2 separate regions of the Homo sapiens genome follow, and region 1 is linked to region 2. A link is a loop called in an ENCODE intact Hi-C map of the cell type or tissue named here. Cell type or tissue: endothelial cell of umbilical vein. All regions are shown on one strand. Each heading gives the region's core, and the rest is flanking DNA. Links, peaks and the distances in the headings are about the cores only. Region 1 holds the start of LOC401312 (a long non-coding RNA gene). Region 2 overlaps STEAP1B (STEAP family member 1B).

Evidence for each region. A loop is a pair of places that touch in the nucleus more often than their neighbours do. Peaks named below come from ENCODE experiments on the same cell type or tissue, not always from the same donor. Only the 100,000 strongest peaks of a DNase experiment are listed, where the experiment ranks them.
Region 1: it touches region 2 in a loop (2.2-fold over the local background); 1 of 110 quality-filtered maps calls a loop at or near these places.

The regions. Positions count from the first base shown.
Region 1 is chr7:22,665,457-22,670,836 of GRCh38, forward strand. It overlaps LOC401312 (a long non-coding RNA gene), which reads right to left and starts at 77. Exons shown (of 5, transcript NR_122075.1): 1 at 1-77. RefSeq lists enhancers at 1-133, 134-740, 3,358-3,986. In endothelial cell of umbilical vein, for the core only: no CTCF peak of the experiment used is centred there; DNase peaks (open chromatin) are centred at 1,475 and 2,395; H3K27ac peaks cover 2,564 bases.
Region 2 is chr7:22,442,694-22,448,073 of GRCh38, forward strand. All of the region lies in intron 4 of STEAP1B (STEAP family member 1B), which reads right to left. Among named protein-coding and RNA genes, the nearest start is that of STEAP1B, 55 kb to the right of the region's middle. RefSeq lists an enhancer at 5,323-5,372. In endothelial cell of umbilical vein, for the core only: no CTCF peak of the experiment used is centred there; DNase peaks (open chromatin) are centred at 928, 2,018 and 2,898; H3K27ac peaks cover 3,699 bases.

The DNA of each region.
Region 1 (5,380 bases), core at 185-5,184, 220 kb after region 2:
GGACGCAGAAATGCCTGGGTCTGAGGGGGCTGGGTGTGCTCGGCCTGGGTAGTCTCGAAAGTCGCCAAGGCTACCTCAGAATCCCCCGCCCTCCGGCCAAGCTCCTCTCCCCCAGGCGCTGCCCCACGCTCCTCGCCGCCCTTCCCTCTGCCTGGGGGCCGGCGAGCTTGTGGCCGCCCAGATACGCCTGGATCCTCGCCGGGACCTCGGTGGAGCGCTTCCCGCCCTCGGCACCCCTACCCCCGGTGGCCCAGACGCGCCCAGGTCCTCGCCTGAGGAAACTCCGAGGACACCCGACCTCCCGCTCTCTCTCAAACCGCCCCCCTTCGCCCCCCTGCCCGCGTCGTTTCTTTCTCCTGCTCTCCAAATGGCTTTTCCACACCAGAAACTGAACAGCAAGTGTGGCCCGGCGCGTCTGGGGACAGGGTGGAGGGGGACTGACAGTTTTACACTCTTCAGTAGTTGTGAGTGTTGTACTGTTGTGTGTGGATTGCTTATTCCCGAAGTGTAACTTGTTTGGAAAATTAATTGCGAAAGAAAAGTCATTTTTTTGAGCCCCAGAGTTTTCAGAATATTTTGCGCAATGCCATACTGATGCTCGCCTTCCCTTTGTACTCAAAAGGCTTCATTGAAACGAATCACACTGGTTAAAAGTCAGTTTGGTTTGGTGTCGTGGTGGTGGTGGTGAATGAGTCACATAGGTTAAAAACTCAGTTTGTGGTGGTAGATCTCAGATACTAAACCCACTGTGAGATCTTAATCAAGTGTCTTTACCTCTCTGTGCCTCAGTTTCCACATGTGTAAAATGGGAATAATTATAGTACCCATGTCACAGATTTATGGTGAGATGAAATGAACTCACGTATATGAAGCACTTGGTGTCTGCCACAGAGTGGATGCTGGAGAATGGCTCACTGCCATTATCCTTATAGATTGCCGCTCACCTCTGTCACCTTTTGCTCCAGTCTGTGGTGAGAAGTTTCAGGGAAGTAAAGCATGCCTCTGAGAAGGATGATACGTGGATTGAGTAGAAAAATGGAATTCCATGTTGGTCAAAGGGTAAAAATTTTCAGTAATAAAATGAGTAAGTTCTGGGAGTCTAACATATAGCATAGTGACTATAAATAATAATATTGTATTGTTTACTTGAAATTTCCTGAGAGTAGATCTTAAGTGTTCACATACACACAATGGTAGTTATGTGATATGATGGATGTGTTAACTTGACTGTGGTAATCATTACTCTGTGTATGTGTATATATGTGTGTATATATGTGTGTGTGTGTATATATAAAGTCATCACTTTGATATACCAAATTTTTATTTGTCAATTTACCTCGATAAAACTGGAAAGAATGAAATTTGAGAGTTTTCAAAACCTTAATCTCCATCCTGCAGGAGAAACATTTCCTTTCCCCTGTGGCACACAGGACAAAGTATAGGAGCTGAGTCAGGGACAAGGGCCCAAGCTCATGCTCCTCCACTAGCCTGTGGGTTGATTCTTGGGCAAACTGCCAATGTCTCTAAGCCTCAATTTGTTCACATGGAGCCAAGTGAGCCCCATGTGTATGAAAGGGCTTTGTACCCACTAAAAGCCTGAAAATTTGAGGTGCAGTTATTTTGAAAATACACAATTGATGGCCTATAAATAGAACAGGTGAGTTAAGTGGAACATTGACAACCATATGGAAGTTTATACAGTGCCACGAGAAAAGCTTGATTTTTTTGTTAAAGCTCAGCAGCGGTTAAATCAACTGCTAAAGGAACAGCCCCTTCCCAGAATGTTTTCTCTTTTTTTGAGACAGAGTCTCGCTCTGTCATCCAGGCTGGAGTGCAGTGGCACGTTCTCAGCTCACGGCAACTTCCGCCTCCCAGGTTCAAGTGATTCTTCTGCTTCAGCCTCCCGAGTAGCCGGGATTACAGCCACATGCCACCACATCTGGCTAATTTTGGTATTTTTAGTAGAGACGGGTTTCACCATGTTGGCCATGCTGGTCTCGCCCTCCCAACGTGCTGGGATTAGAGGCGTGAGCCACCGCACCAACCCCTCAGAATGTTTTCTTGATGGGGTTGCTGGCACTTGCTCTTCTGCCACTGCGGTAGGGTAGAAAAGCCCTGTGACTCTGAGGGATTCCCTTTCTTTCTCTTCCAGATGTTTCCTCTGGGATCCACACTCTGGGTCCTTTCATATCTCTGGAAATAAATTGTCCCCTTCAAATTCAAAGCACCAAAACATACTGCAAGTTCCCACAGTTCAGGCTGCAACTACTTTTAATCAGTTCTAAGAAATCTCAGGGAACCAAGTTCATCAGTTCCGTGACTTCAGAATAAGTCACCTAATCTCTCTTGGCTGCAGCTTCCTTACAAGGAAAACGATATACCTCAAATTCTGAGTCACATGAGCTTGGCAGAAATGTAAACAGAGTTTCCACTGTTTCCTATCTCTCTATCCTTTTCTGGTTAGTTCCATGAACTTCCACCCCTAGACACAGGCTGAAATCCACCTCACCCTCAGCAACCTTGGATTTTGAAGAAGGTGGGGCCTGAGTTGTTTTGAGTTCTCAGTTGCAAAGTGCTGTTCTCAGGCCAGCCCTGGCCTACCTGCCTAGAGCTATTGTTAGTAAATTCTTGCTTAGTGAAGAGACAAAGGAAAAATGCATGTCTGAATGGATTAGCTTGATCACTCATTCAACAAATATTTACTGAGTGTGTCTATTATTTACCATGGCTTACAGTTCTCTAAGGAGGTGATCCACCTGTTAAGTGGAGGTGGAGGGGGTAGGGGAGGCTTCCCTGAGGAAGTGAGACCTGAAGGAAGAAGAGGAATAGTCAAGAAAGCCAGTCCACAGCCCTGCAGTGGGAAAGAAGGAAGTAATGAATGCATGGATGGATGGATGGATGGATGGATGGATGGATGGATGGATGGATGAAAAAATGAATGATTGAATAAACGAAAGGACAGACCAATGAATAAGCGGTCCGGCCTCCCCCTTGGTTACTGGCACGCTACCCTCATTGGATTTCTTTCTCAATTAGCACATCCTATTGCCAGGCACATGTGATGACATTCAATCCTATAAAGCAGTTATGAGTCCTGGACACCTACCACTGTGATGAGAAGAGACTCCTGCAGCACTTACACAAACATTTCCAGGGTTCCTACTGGTTGGAAAGCACTCATTATCCAAATGAAGGGCGGAGAAATCTCAGACTTTTTCTACTTCAGAGGAGCCATTCCTTTCAGCTTTTCACATTCACCCCCATTTTTTCTAGTTAATAGCTTCCATTTCAGCCCTCTCCATTGTCAACATCATTGAAACATCTCATATGGGCTACAGAATTTTCATTTTTTGGGTTTGGTTTTGCGTTCTGGGTGTGTGTATGTGTGGTGGTTTTCGGTTTTTTGTGTGTTTTTTTGCAATAAAATCCAGTAAATACCATATAGACTTCAACTGTGTCTTTCTTTCATGGTAAAAAAATACTCAAGGGAGATAAGTTCACTACGTAGAAAGAAGAAAAACTTTTGCTATTCCTGAGAAGGGGAGAAGGAGGGAAAAACAAAAACCCCTGTAAATGTCACTAGTGACTAACTCCATCTATTTTTGGAAGGCCCTAGGGGGTTTTAGGGCTTTCCATGCAATAGATTAAATAGTAACATTCCTCTGAAAAGGAATGTGCAGCCTTGCTCCCTGGAGTGCTCACCTGCAACAGCTGTCATTAAGGGCCCAAAAGGCGAGTGGAGTTGATGGGGCCCACAGCGCACAAAGCTTCCATCTTCACCTCCACCAGCTCTCAGGGACCATAGAACATTGGCGTCTTTTAAGCCCATGAGTCAAGTGTGTCCCTTGTCTGCTAGGTTTCCCCAGGCCACTGTGGACATGTGACTGTGCCTTTTTAGCACCTGCTTCTTCTGTCATGAACTCCATGCATACCTGACTTAAGACAGCAGACCTCTCAGGTCAGATGCCCAGGTTCATTCCCATGAGCTTGCCCTGAGCCCTATCAAATCAATGTGTCTCCAAAGAAATATACCGCTGTCAAAATTTAGAAAGCTCGTTATTGTTAAAAAAAAAAAAAAATCACATTTGTATTATGCTGGTATTTGTTGGAGGAGGAGTGGACAAAACAGCAAAGAAATATGACCTGGCTGTGGTGTTTAAGTACTACCATGTTTAAAAGGACTTATACTTGGAACTTTGTTTTTTCCCATACCAGGTTGAAGGTGTTAGGTTAAAAATAAGTTTTTACAACGGTGGTTCATTATATGAATCTCTCTACTTTTGTGTAACTTCATGCTGGAAATTTTCCACGATAAATGGTTACAAAAAGAAAGATAAGTAACACAGCATTTCACATGCCACAGGATCCTTGCTGCTTTACTTCCCTTCTTCGGCTCCACTAAGACTCCTCAACTAGCAACCTCTGAAAGATGAGCTTCCAGCTGTGTTATGCCTTAACACCTGGAATCCCGGATGTTGCCACCGGAATCCCAACTCATTTCATTTCAGTTGCTTAGAAGCAGGGCTCAATTTTTTACATCTTAACATTTTACCAATACTTCCATAAAGGAACTCTGTCCTCACCATGATAGAAATTAAAGGTTCTATTAAAGTTTTTGTCTAAGAAGAAAATTACATATTAACAGGCATTCTGGTGTTATTTTTACCCTTTATTTAAAAGGTTAAGGTTCTAAGGACATTAAAAAATTGCAATAGTATTATTGGGAGTAAATTTCATTCCCATGTTTAGGAAACATGAATTAGCAAATGATGATGTCATAGTTGAATTTTGCAATACAATTAAGGATTTTATAACTACCTTAAGTCTAAACCACAATACATATAAGGCATGGAAAATAAATTCTATAAATGTCATTGTCACAAATAAAAAATCCATTGAACATTTACAAAGTTAATAATAATTCATAATGTGCTTATGAATAATCATGAAGGTGAAGTATATTAGCTTAAGAACTTCTTAAGAATTGTTATAAAAATTCCACATTCCATCTACACCACTTCTGGTTAGCAGGGGTATTCTACTCCTAATTAAAAACGCTTCTCTTAGCAGATGTTTTCTAATACACCCAAGGCCAGAACAAGTTGGCTTCCCCTTCCCTCCTGCCCTGTAGATGGAGACTGGCAAACACATGGATAGGACAGACAGCTGAGGACTGAATGCCAACCTTAACCAGAGCACTATCCCACCCCATTCCACAGCTTGGCCCTGACATCAAACCAGCTTCCTGGGCTCCAGATTAGAACAGCAAGCAAATTCCTCATGTTCCATTAAAGTGTCCTTAGATAATTCAAAAGAAAACCTTACAATCTGCTTGAAAATATGGGTCATTTTGAACTAATAGGATGACAGCCAGTCTGAA
Region 2 (5,380 bases), core at 276-5,275:
ACATTGCAGTGACTTTGGGCTTGCTGAGTTTGAGACATTGAGAAAGGGGTTAAAAAGAGAAAATGAGGCAAGGCTGAGAGAGGCAGGGTGTCCTGGGTTGCCGCCATGACAATGAGGAGGACTTGGCAGTGCTCCCAGAAAGAAATAGGAGTGATGGAGACACATTTGCCCCCTGGATGGAAGGAACACAGGATGAGAAGACATCACTTGGAGAAGAAATAGCAACAACCATTGTCACACCAGGCTCACCCCTACCCCCTTCCCTGGCAATCAAAAAAGCTGATGGCTCCAGCAGCTCCAGCACGCCCTGGGGACAGCCAGTGTGCTTCAGTCTGAGGCTCCTTCCTTCCCTCCCACTCGCTCCTGCCTGTCTTTCCCATGTTTGCCAGTGTCAGATCTGCATAGTGATCTTCCTTTCCTAATCCTGCTTCCTCCTCATCTTTCGCAGGTGTTTACCACAATAAATCTCCTGGAACAACTCTGTTCTACCATCTGCTTCTTGCAGGACCCAAACTGACATGCTTCCCAACAACAAGAAAAGTGACATTCCTTTTTAAAGACCCAGAGAAAATCCTAGTATCATGTTCTTTGGTATGTTCTGGAATCAAGGACCCAAGATTAATTGGTAACTGATTCACTTATTCAGGAATTCATTTAATCAATCACTTCAATAGGTATTAATTAAGCACCCATTGTATGCCAGGAACTGTGCTGGACCTTAGAGCTATAACAGTAAACAAGGAAGACGTAAGTGAAAATCTCATCTAAGCAACTTGTAAAATGAAAGACCATGGGTAGTCCAGGAAGGAAAAGCTGTCTCTGGGTGTGGCTGAACGTTAAAGCAATCTATCCTATCTGATGAGAAAACACACAAAATGATCATTCCAGACCACAAAGATCTCCAATTACAAGAAACATAACTTCCGCCACTGCTATGCCCTTTGCACACTGTACATAGTCAGTTCCTCCCACCAGGAGTCATCGGAGAAAGGAAACTGCACGTGGATGGCAGGACAACAGCACAGCATTGCTGGCTGTCATGGTAGCTGGCACATGCCAGCTCCTTTTTCTGCATTCAGCTCCCTCCTGCCCCATCACCTAAGAGCCAGGCAAAAACACTTCCACTCGGCTGGAGCCACCAGGACTTTGACCTACATAAAGTGCCACAAAAATCACCCAATTGAACAAGCTCTGGGCCAGAGAAGGAGCTGAGGTCCAGCTGAAGGTGATGTCCAGCCCAAGAGGCTGTCCCCATAAACTGACCCTCAGGGGGTGCTGAGTCCCACTGCCCTGGTTTCTCCACATCTGTGTGATATAAGGAAGCCAGAGACCACCACAGCCTGATGAGTTCTTGGAGAAGCCCAGAGCCAGTGGGCCTGTCTCTCCACAGAGTCACGCTCAGGGCTTTAGTTAAAGGATCCCTGCAGAGGGAGTGGGTTTGAATTCCAAATCTGCCATCCTCATCCTAGGACAAAGAGCAAGACCTTTAACGTCTCTAGGCCTCAGTTTCCTCTGCTGCAAAGGAGTGAGGGTACCTGTACCTCCCTCATTGGGCTATTGTGAGGACTAAATGAGATAACATATGGAAAGCACACAGCACTGTGCAAGGCAGCTTGAGAGGGCGTGAGCAGGATTGGTGAGGACTATTCTTGTTTGCCTGGCTCTAGCCGTTACCCTGACTTCAATCACCTCTAACTATGCGTCCTTCTATTTTGCCTGTTTCCCTGTTTTAAAAAAAAAAAGTAAAAAGAAAATATAAATTCCTTTCTGCTTTCAGAAATGAATTTTCTGAAATTATACCCATCATGGGGATTCCAGGGACCATGGACTCTTTGCAGACACACTACTCAAACCCATGGAGAAAATGTCCCATCGGCTGCCCGGGAGCCTCTGCCTTGGCCACTCGCAGCAACCCTGGGAGAAATAAGGGCCTCAGACAGAACAATAGCATGGATTGTGCCTCTTGCAGGAATTTCATCTGTCACTGAGTAACAGGTTTTGATCTCAGGCTCGCTGCCAGTTAGGAAGTGAAACCCTTTCCGGAACACTTGCTGTTTTGTTGGTTTTCCCCTGGAGATTTAATGATTTCACCTTGGAGGTTTTAGCTGATGAGCTGTGCTCTGTATGGAGCCTACCCATGTGAAAAACCAATCAGGTATTTCATGGGCTCCCCAGTATTCTATTTCGTGAGTTTGGAGACCCACTAAGCCAACAATTGGACACCCCCACAAGGTGTGCATTTGCTGTCACCAGAGCGAGCTCTGGGTCTGTCCGCGTGGCACAAGGAGAGCTGTTAGATCAGTCGTCTTCTCTAACCCAGAGGCCTAAGTGAGAGGATGAGAAAGAGAAAGGGCCATTGTTTCTAAAGACAGGTTCACCTGAAGAATTTGGACAATGATGCCGGTTTCAGTTTAAAGGGCCTTTGGGCAGGGTTGGCATTGGGAACAGGGGCTGAGGGAGCTTCTAGACTTTTCTGCATTATGAGCAGAGTAATTACAAATCAGCTCTGCAGATGACAGCACAGACCTCTTTGTGGTGGGTTCTCTTGGGCCAACAGCAGATTTGGAGCCGTGGAAGAACAGCGAGAAATCTCTTCACATGACCTTCATGTCTTCCTCCTGTAAACCGCATTGTATTTCTAACTTCAGATCAAGGGGACTGACATCTGCAACTCTTCAGGGAGGACAGCTGGGCCATGCCCCTTTGGGCCTCCCATCCTCCCCTCGTCTTGTCAGCCAGTCGTGCTGGGATCTGCCGGCAGCCTTGTGAGAACCGGGCAGGAACTGGCCAGCAAAGGCAGCTATAAATACTCCTCTTGGCAGCCAGCTTCACTTGGGAGCCCACAGCTGAGGGGCGGAGGCCAGCGGGAAGCACCTGCACCTCTTCAGGGTACATCCGAGCCTGGGCCTGGCTTCCCGCCCTCCACCTCTGAATGGGGATTTGGTCGACCTTTTCCGGCTTGGGGGAAGTCCCCGTGGTGATCCAGCTTCCCAGATGCAAGAGCAGCAGGGAGGGCACTGCTCTCCAAGCAGCCCAACCCCTTTAAACTCAAAGTCAGAGCTATATTCTCACAAGGGCTGATGAAACTGAATAGCTAAGGGTAAATGAGGAGGCAGGAGAGGCGAAGAGGAAGGGAAATAAGCTCTTTTATAGAATGCTTTTCTCCTCCTGATTTCACTTGTGTGGGGAAGCATGAAACAACCACTAATCAGTCTTTCCCCCTGATGAGTCGGAAACTTGACAACTGGAGAGTTTTTAAAAAAATGAATGAATAAATATTTCTTCTTTGGGCTTTATTTATGAAGCATGGGCTAAGAGATCCCTTGTGGGCATTTTAAATAACCAGAAGCAAGTCACAGCAGCAGCTAATGGTCAACTGTAAATGCAGTTCTGCTGTGCAGTTGTCGTTCAAAATGTGACAGTATTTAAAAGCTGGGCTGTATATGAGATGAAGGAGTTCAAAGACCCATTGGATGACAGTTCTCATGCTTCTGCAAGTGAAAGAATCATCTGGAACACTTGTTTATGAGGCAGATCCCCGGTCCCTACCCTCTGAGATCTGATCCTATAGATTTGGGCCAGGGCCAAGAACCTGCATTTGAGTCCCTAATTCCAACCTGGATACTCTGGGACAGGACTGCGCTTTGCAAGACAATGCCCTATGCCAGTGGTTCACAAAGTGAGGTCCCCAACCTGGAGCCACAGGAAATTTGTTAGAAATACAGATTCTTAGGCCAACCCCAGAAAGACAGAATCGGGAACTTTGGGGACAGGGCCCAAAAATCTGTTTTAACAAACCTCCAGGTGGTTCTGAAGCCTGCTATAGGTTGATAAACACTGCCCTAAGATTTCTTACAAGCAAGTTGTGCAAACCCTGGAATACTGGCAATTCCAATGCGTAGCCAAGATTTAGAACCACTCTGATGGACACTTCCATTGGAATATGAATGCTAATCTCACTTCTATAACCCTTATTTTTCTGAGCACTCACTTTTTTCAGCCAAGATTAGAGTTAATAAGGTGAAGGGGAAAGAATGTGGGTTTTGTTTCAGGTAAACGACTCAAGCCTGGTCCCAAGTTGAACCCTCCCTGAACCTCAGTATTTTCATCTGTGAAATGGAAGGAATGCTGCCCACCCCACAATGGTGCTGTGAAGAGTAATGAGACAGTATCTGGGAAAACACTTAGCCAGTGGCTGGCACATTGTAGAAACTTGATTTTTCTGTCTCTCTCTACAATATTTTTTAGTTTAATTGGGGTCTGGAATGAGATTCTTAATTTTTATAGGAATATAGCTTAAGGGTTTGCTCTCCAGAGAGCATCAAAAGACTCATTTTAAAATTCATCTCTTGTTTTAGGGTAAATGTCTGAAGAGCTCAGTGAGCACTCTTGATGTTAAAGATGACTGGTAGCCTTAGTATAGAAGCAGCTCTAATTTAGCATGGCCTGGTTCCACTTTGTAACCAGAGTCACTTTCTCTTCTGGGACATCACTGATGTCTCAGTAATGGGCAAAAACCTTATTATATTAGGCACTTTGCACAAGCATTTCACTTCCTTAATTGGTCACCATTGCTTATTAAATGCCAGGCCAACTTCCAATACAGTTTGGTGACAGAGGCCTGTCATCAACTGTTATAAAGAAATGACTTCTTGTGTGTGTACTGGTCAGCTTGTAATTCAGTTGGTTGGAAGATCAGTCAATATTGTATATTTATAAAAGAGTAGATTCAGTAACCACTTTGGCATGAAGCATGCTGCCTGTGTTTTATATTTTATATAATACATAGTAGTTCTATTGACTCTAAATAAATACTTGACAATGACTGTTTTAATAGATTCCAAAGATGGAATGTCCACAAACACATCATTTGTAGGGCAAAGCTGACACAAATCACATTTGTGGGAGTAAAGTGGGAACTCATCCCTGTGCAATGGTCAAATGCTCCACATATTTTTGTTAGGATGGAAGGGTGTTTAGTAAGGTCCTTCATGTAATCAAGACCTGTCCTGGTGTGCAGCCATAGAAGCCAATTTGTTTTACTTCTGGTACACTGACCAGCATCCCTTAGGACAGGAAGAGATGGATATACCCAAATTGCATTGCCACCTAGTACTTCGGCAAACACTTACTGAGGACCTGCCAGGTGCAAAGCACATTTACATGCATGACCTCATCTAAGGCTCACAAACAGTTATCACCATCTCCTTTTTACAGATGAGCAATTGAGATGCAAAGACATGAAGGCATTGGATAAACGTCATGCAACCCATATTGGTTTCATTTACCCTAGAAGGGATTTCTTGCTTTCAGTTGTATTTACCCTAGAAGGGATTTCTTGCTTTCAGTTGCTGGTTTGCTTATTCATTCATCTAGTCAT